Regions from separate parts of the Homo sapiens genome. Here region 2 is linked to region 1. Evidence: chromatin loops called from intact Hi-C (ENCODE). Cell type or tissue: PC-9. All regions are shown on one strand. Links, peaks and the distances in the headings refer to the core of each region. The heading gives the core; the rest is flanking DNA.

The links. Hi-C counts contacts between places; a loop is a spot of excess contacts. Peaks named below come from ENCODE experiments on the same cell type or tissue, not always from the same donor. Only the 100,000 strongest peaks of a DNase experiment are listed, where the experiment ranks them.
Region 2: a loop joins it to region 1, with 12 times the contacts of the local background. A loop is called at or near these places in 3 of 110 quality-filtered maps.

What each region holds. Positions count from the first base shown.
Region 1 is chr4:86,497,182-86,500,103 of GRCh38, reverse strand. It overlaps a transcript of MAPK10 not described here. Among named protein-coding and RNA genes, the nearest start is that of MIR4452, 44 kb to the left of the region's middle. RefSeq lists an enhancer at 1,321-1,430. In PC-9, for the core only: CTCF peaks have their summits at 1,118 and 1,322 (motif pointing left); a DNase peak (open chromatin) is centred at 1,363.
Region 2 is chr4:87,464,436-87,467,357 of GRCh38, reverse strand. All of the region lies in intron 5 of SCPPPQ1 (secretory calcium-binding phosphoprotein proline-glutamine rich 1), which reads left to right. Among named protein-coding and RNA genes, the nearest start is that of SCPPPQ1, 5.2 kb to the left of the region's middle. In PC-9, for the core only: CTCF peaks have their summits at 1,201 and 1,402 (motif pointing right); no DNase peak of the experiment used is centred there.

The DNA.
Region 1 (2,922 bases), core at 117-2,616:
AAATCAGTTGTTCAATTGCTAGTAACACAGATAGGAATTCAGCAAGATGGAATTTTATATTTCTTTCATAAAAGGAAGGCTTAAGAGAGGCTTATATGGTAGCTCTAAAGTGGTATCAGTGACTCAGGCGCTTTTAGTTTTCTTCGCCATCCATAGCATGTGATTTCCATCCCCAAGGTTTTCACGTGGTCCAAGATGGTTGCTGGGATCCCAGACAGACATCATATATGTCTTCTAATCAGGGAGGAAGCAGAAAGGACAAAAAGACATACTTCAGCTGTTTGTCTTAAGGAGCTTTCTCTAAAGGCCCACTTACTGTTTACCAACCATCCCTATCTGCAGGAGAGATTGGCAAATGCAGTCCTTTAGCTGGATACATCACTACTTGGAATAAAATTAAAGTTCTTAAAGTTCTATCATTAAGGAAAAAGAAGAGAATAGATGTTGTGTAGGTGACTAGTTGTCTTAGCTATAGCAAGCAAGCAAAATCAACGATTAAAGCAAAAAACAAATCCTCTTTGGATAGTGCATTATATGGTTTGTCTTTTTGTCTAATTGATATTGACTGAACAATATACACATTTCCAGTGTGTTTCGTGACCTGGAGGCACTGCCTATGGGTGTGTATGTGTGGCCCTGGCAAGAAAATAACCGAACCAACAAGTGCATCAGCAGAATTGTCTGGAAATGTTCTTGCTGTGTTACTCCCCACCCTGTTTTTGGTCATGCACTGAAGTCAAGGTTCCTGGTGTGCTTGCAACTTAGCTGCTGGTAGTTAAAGTTAGGCAGGTCCAGGGCAGTGTAAATCTCCTCTGAACTGTTTGATTGTGATAATCTGGAATATAAAGCTACTTTTCCTTTTGTATAACTTTTTATCCTGTGCTCTATATGAGTGTGTGTCTCTGTGTGTGTTATCCTGAGGTTTGCATACTCCTTACTCCCCAGACACTGATTTTGGGAGGAGTTTGAAAGCATAGTAATGGCTTACTTGCTTGAAAGAAGTATTTCATTTAACACAATTGTAATCGCAAAAGGATGTGAATATTAACTTATGATTCTCTATAATTGGATGTGGCTTTTAAAAAGCAAATGATCCATTCCACATTTGAACTAAACCTATGGTCAGGTGAGCTTTAAGAAGAGAGGTTAATTTGGAGACACAGTCTGAAACAGTGCATGTTTCAGTACTTCACAAATATTAAGAACTTTGTTATTTTACTTTCTTTGAGTGCCACTTTGGTGTTCCACAACTACATCTATACAGATAAACAAGGGTCTGAAGGAAAGGAAAAGGGCTGTTAAGGTTAGCTATAAATGATGTTTGGCGATTAGGGTCCCTCTAGTGGTAGCTAGCTTAAATACGCTTAGGCAGCAACAGAGTGGTGTACCCTACATATTTGTGGTGGTGACCCACGGTTTATAAAGCCACCTCAATTTAATTCTAAATTCTTATTATAGCAGTGCTGTTATGAGTCAACTCTCACTAAAAATTTTTAGTATTTTGTTTTCTTAATGTAGATTTGGGAGCTTGTGGATAATTGTCTTAATGATCCTAGTCTCCTTTGTTTCTGTGTGTGTGGACTTCCACTTTCTTCTTATCTAAAAGCCACAACCAGTCACTTTTCAGGGCACTCAGTTTGATGAAGTTTTAAGAGTCTCCAAAATGATGGCTCTGTTGTTACTCCTTGTGTTTGGCATATAACTAGAGTTAGATAAAATAATCAAACCGATGAAGATCAAAATGTCAGGTTTATTATCAATAAAAGTGATATTGAAGAATGTGGCTCAGTTGTGTGGTAACAGTAGGTTTCCTAGGACTGCACCAGAAATAGCCATTTTTCTGGTTGCCTGCCAGGCCTTGCTCTGCAGGGTTAGTCCCTTTTACATAAAGTGACACATAATTTGTTGTGCAAACCAAGACACTTTTGAGAGTCGAAGGGATGAAATGCCAGGACTGTCCTGAAAACTGTGGCATAAGGCCACTGACTTTTATCTCATGACAGCAGCCAAAACAGAAAGCACATTGTCTTCAGGCAGACAGATCCCTGAGAGAAAGGGCAGAAAGGAGCTTAGCTCAGCATGCTCAGTTGCTTCTCCCTAACACACCAATTAGATAAATAAATTCTTTACCCTTGAAGAGAAGTAAGGGATGGTCCAAGAAGCCAGTTGTGCTCATGGAAAATCCATCCATAGATTCCATAGTGGTATGGAATGGAGGGTTTTCTAATCAACCCTGCTCCTAATATTTGCACAGCCAGAGTGGGGTGCTCTAGGCATAGGGACTGAGGAGTGGAGTGCAAGTGCTGATTGTTAGCGTATCTTCTCAACTTCATATTTAATGATATGATGCTTGCTTGGTACACTCGAAATTGGCCATGGTGGGAGTTTTGGCAAACTACAAACCAGGGCTTTCTTTCCTCCTTTCCAGAAGAGCTGGTTGTTAAAAAATCATCAGCACACCACTTAGCCCTGGACAGATTTTATTTCTGCTGGGTTTTATGGCTTAGACTTGCCACTGCCCCCACCAGCTGGGAAAGATGTCTGTGATCAGTGATCATAGGTACATTTGTTATTGCCATGAAAAACTCCAACCTCAGCACCTTCTATATGCCTCATAGGGCTGCACTCCATTGGTCCTACTTCCCATGGCCTCAACAGCTGCAGTGTAGTGTGTGCTCTGAGTCTTCTGACCTGGCAGAGCCAAGGAGCCTGAGGATAGGTTTTCCATTTGGCACTGAGACTGGCCATTCAGTGCATGCCCGCATAGTTCCTTGCCAAGTCTACGGAAATGGAAAGCATAAGTGTGACTTTGATGCTTTTAGAATCTTCCAGGCATTGACAATGAGAAACAGGATTGTTCATAGGGGAAGTGAAATTCCTGACAATAGCCTCATCAGTAGAACCATAAAGTACCTGAGTTTT
Region 2 (2,922 bases), core at 255-2,754, 970 kb before region 1:
TATCTGGATTCTTAAAACATTTTTTCAATAAAGTTTGGAACAATGCTAAATACACAATAGAGTTGCCTTTATTCTATATATAACACTTTTGTAAGTCGACTACATTATAGAGTCAACGGTGAGTGCTTGAGGTACAAACAGTATAAGTTCAGATCTGATGAGGAAGAGAGACTCATAAAGGGAAACTACAATGTAATTTGATAAGTATTTCGAGACACAAATACAAAGCTATGGATCAAAGACTTCAGAGAAGACAGTATCTGAACCAGGTCTTGAAGGAAGACAAATGGATGAAACATTTCAGGCAGAGGAACAGCAAGTGCATGGGTGCAGACTTGAAAAGCACAAGGCAATTTGCGGGTAGAAAATTATTTTAGTCTAAAATAATGATGCTGCAACACAGATTGGGGCCTTGTTAAATTTGGATAAGTATTTAAGCAATGATTTTTTTCTTTAAAAATCACATACATTTTAAAACTTCACATACCCCTTATTTACAGACAAGGACCTCACTATGTCACCCAGGCTAGTCTCAAACTCCTGGGCTCAAGTGATCCTCCCACCTCCCACAGGCTCCCCAGTAGCTGGATTATAGGTGCACACCACCATGCCCAGCTCACAAACATTTTAAAACTACATCTTGCTTAATATTGTCTGATCTCCTAAATATTTTTAAATATACAAACATGATTTTGTGTAACTGTTTTTATATCTAAATTTAATAAACACCTTCCCTTTGCTTGCATTTAATTTCAAACTGTGTTTCTCTCAACTTTTAAAAATTTGTCACTAAACTTAGTCCTCAATAGAACATTTCTTCTCCTTTAATGTTTTTACTTGTTCTGATTGAATCCCAGCTGTTAAATTCTAAATATTATTCTTGCACTTATAATTAATTGCTAATTATTTTGGTTCTAGTCAGGACTAGGTGCATTGTTTCCCTATTGTTTGCTAAAATTTGTTTTTTTTGTTTTCGTTTTTGTTTTTTGAGACAGAGTCTCTCTCTGTTGCCCAGGCTGGAGTACAGTGGTGCAATCTCAGCTCACTGCAACCTCCGCCTCCCAGGTTCAAGCAATTCTCCTGCCTCAGCCTCCCGTGTAGCCACCATGCCTGGCTAATTTTTGTGTTTTTAGTAGAGATGGGTTTCACCATGTTAGTTGGGCTGGGCGAACTCACTCCTGACCTCAAGTGATCTGCCTGCCTCGGCCTCCCAAAGTGCTAGGATTACAGGCATGAGCGACCGTGCCCTGGCAAGATTTATTTTAAACTGATGCAAAATCTTGGAGTCTTGGTTTATAATTAGAACTTAGGAATCGCTGTTAACATTTAAATTTAAATTTATTTAAATCTATATGACAATTAAAAGAATCACTCTTCTGTGAAATGGAAACTCTTCCTACCACCAGATGGCAGACTAGTATCTTCAAAGCAAGCAAAGAAAGTAACACTTACTGTAGGGAAAGTGGTAGATTTGTAAAAACTATCAACACATTAAGACAGATTCCTGGGCTTTAAGTTAGATAAATTAAGAAGAACAACCATACCTCTTGAAAGAAAATATTATATTGAACCCACTAGATTCTAATCTCCACCAAATAGAAGGTGAGCTCTCTAAGTGTCATTTACTGCTATCCCTAAACCCTAGATATAGAATAATTGCTCAGTAAATATTGTAGGGATGGATGGATAGATGGGTGGAAGGATGAGTGAATGTATGAATAAATGAGAAAAAGCAAGAGAGAGTGTTCACAGTTTCATTCACAATTTACTTTTTTTTTTTTTTTTTTTTTTTTTTTTTGTAGATTTCTATTCCTTTTCCTTTTCCTTACAATCCAAATCAGGTGGTTATACTTAAAGCTTCCTTAGGAAATACTTAAACTAATACAAAACAAAAACTTGAAAATTCTTTAGATTTAATTGGGGAGAATTTGATACCAATAATTACTGGCTAACATTCTCTTTGGGGGACCACTAGTTATTGATATTTTGTTTGATTTGAGTAATTGAATGTTCAAATTTCACATATCCTTGAAAACTGAATTACCTAAGACCTGAAACTTTCCTTATTTGTGTAGAATAAACCCAGGGACCAACCAGTAGAAAAAGCACTTAATTTGAAGTTAAATGATCTGGAGATGTAAGCTCCATGTCTGCCCTTTAATACTTTGGAATTATCTTTAACTCCTGTGACCCTTATCCTCTTCTAGAATATAAAACAGTGACAACAGATGATTTACAAAGTCCATTTCACCTCTAAAATTTTATGCTTACATTTGTCATTAGTGGGGGTAAAATGCATTCTTATTGAAATGTAATATATCCTAGAAGCATTTGAAATAGATTTAAGGTTACAGTCATGGTATAAAGGAATTGCTTAAATTTTACTTTTGAAAAGATTTTACTGAATTAGTGATAAATACATAAGATGAGGCGGATTCAGTATCATACAAAAAAGTTATGTATATTTCAGCATATTAACTCCAAGTAATAATATTCCTATTATGATTTTCTGTTGTTGTTTTTTGAGACTGAGTCTCGCTCTGTCACCCAAGCTGGAAGTGGTGCAATCACAGCTCACTGCAACCTCCACCTCCCAGGTACAAGTGATTCTCCAGCCTCAGCCTCCTGAGTAGCTGGGACTACAGGGACGCACTACCACGCTGGGCTAATTTTTGTATTTTCTGTAGAGATGGGGTTTCACCATGTTGCCCAGGCTGGTCTCGAACTCCTGGACTCAAGTGATCCTCCTCCCTTGGCCTCCAAAAGTGCTGTATTACAGGCGTGAGCCACCATGCCCAGCACTCCTATTACGATTATAGGAAGTAATATTATTAAAGTTTTCTTTCAGAAAGAGGTGATCCCAAAATAGTCTTTTTCAAACCCAATAATCATAGGTTTAATAATCTTTCCAAGAAGTCACTG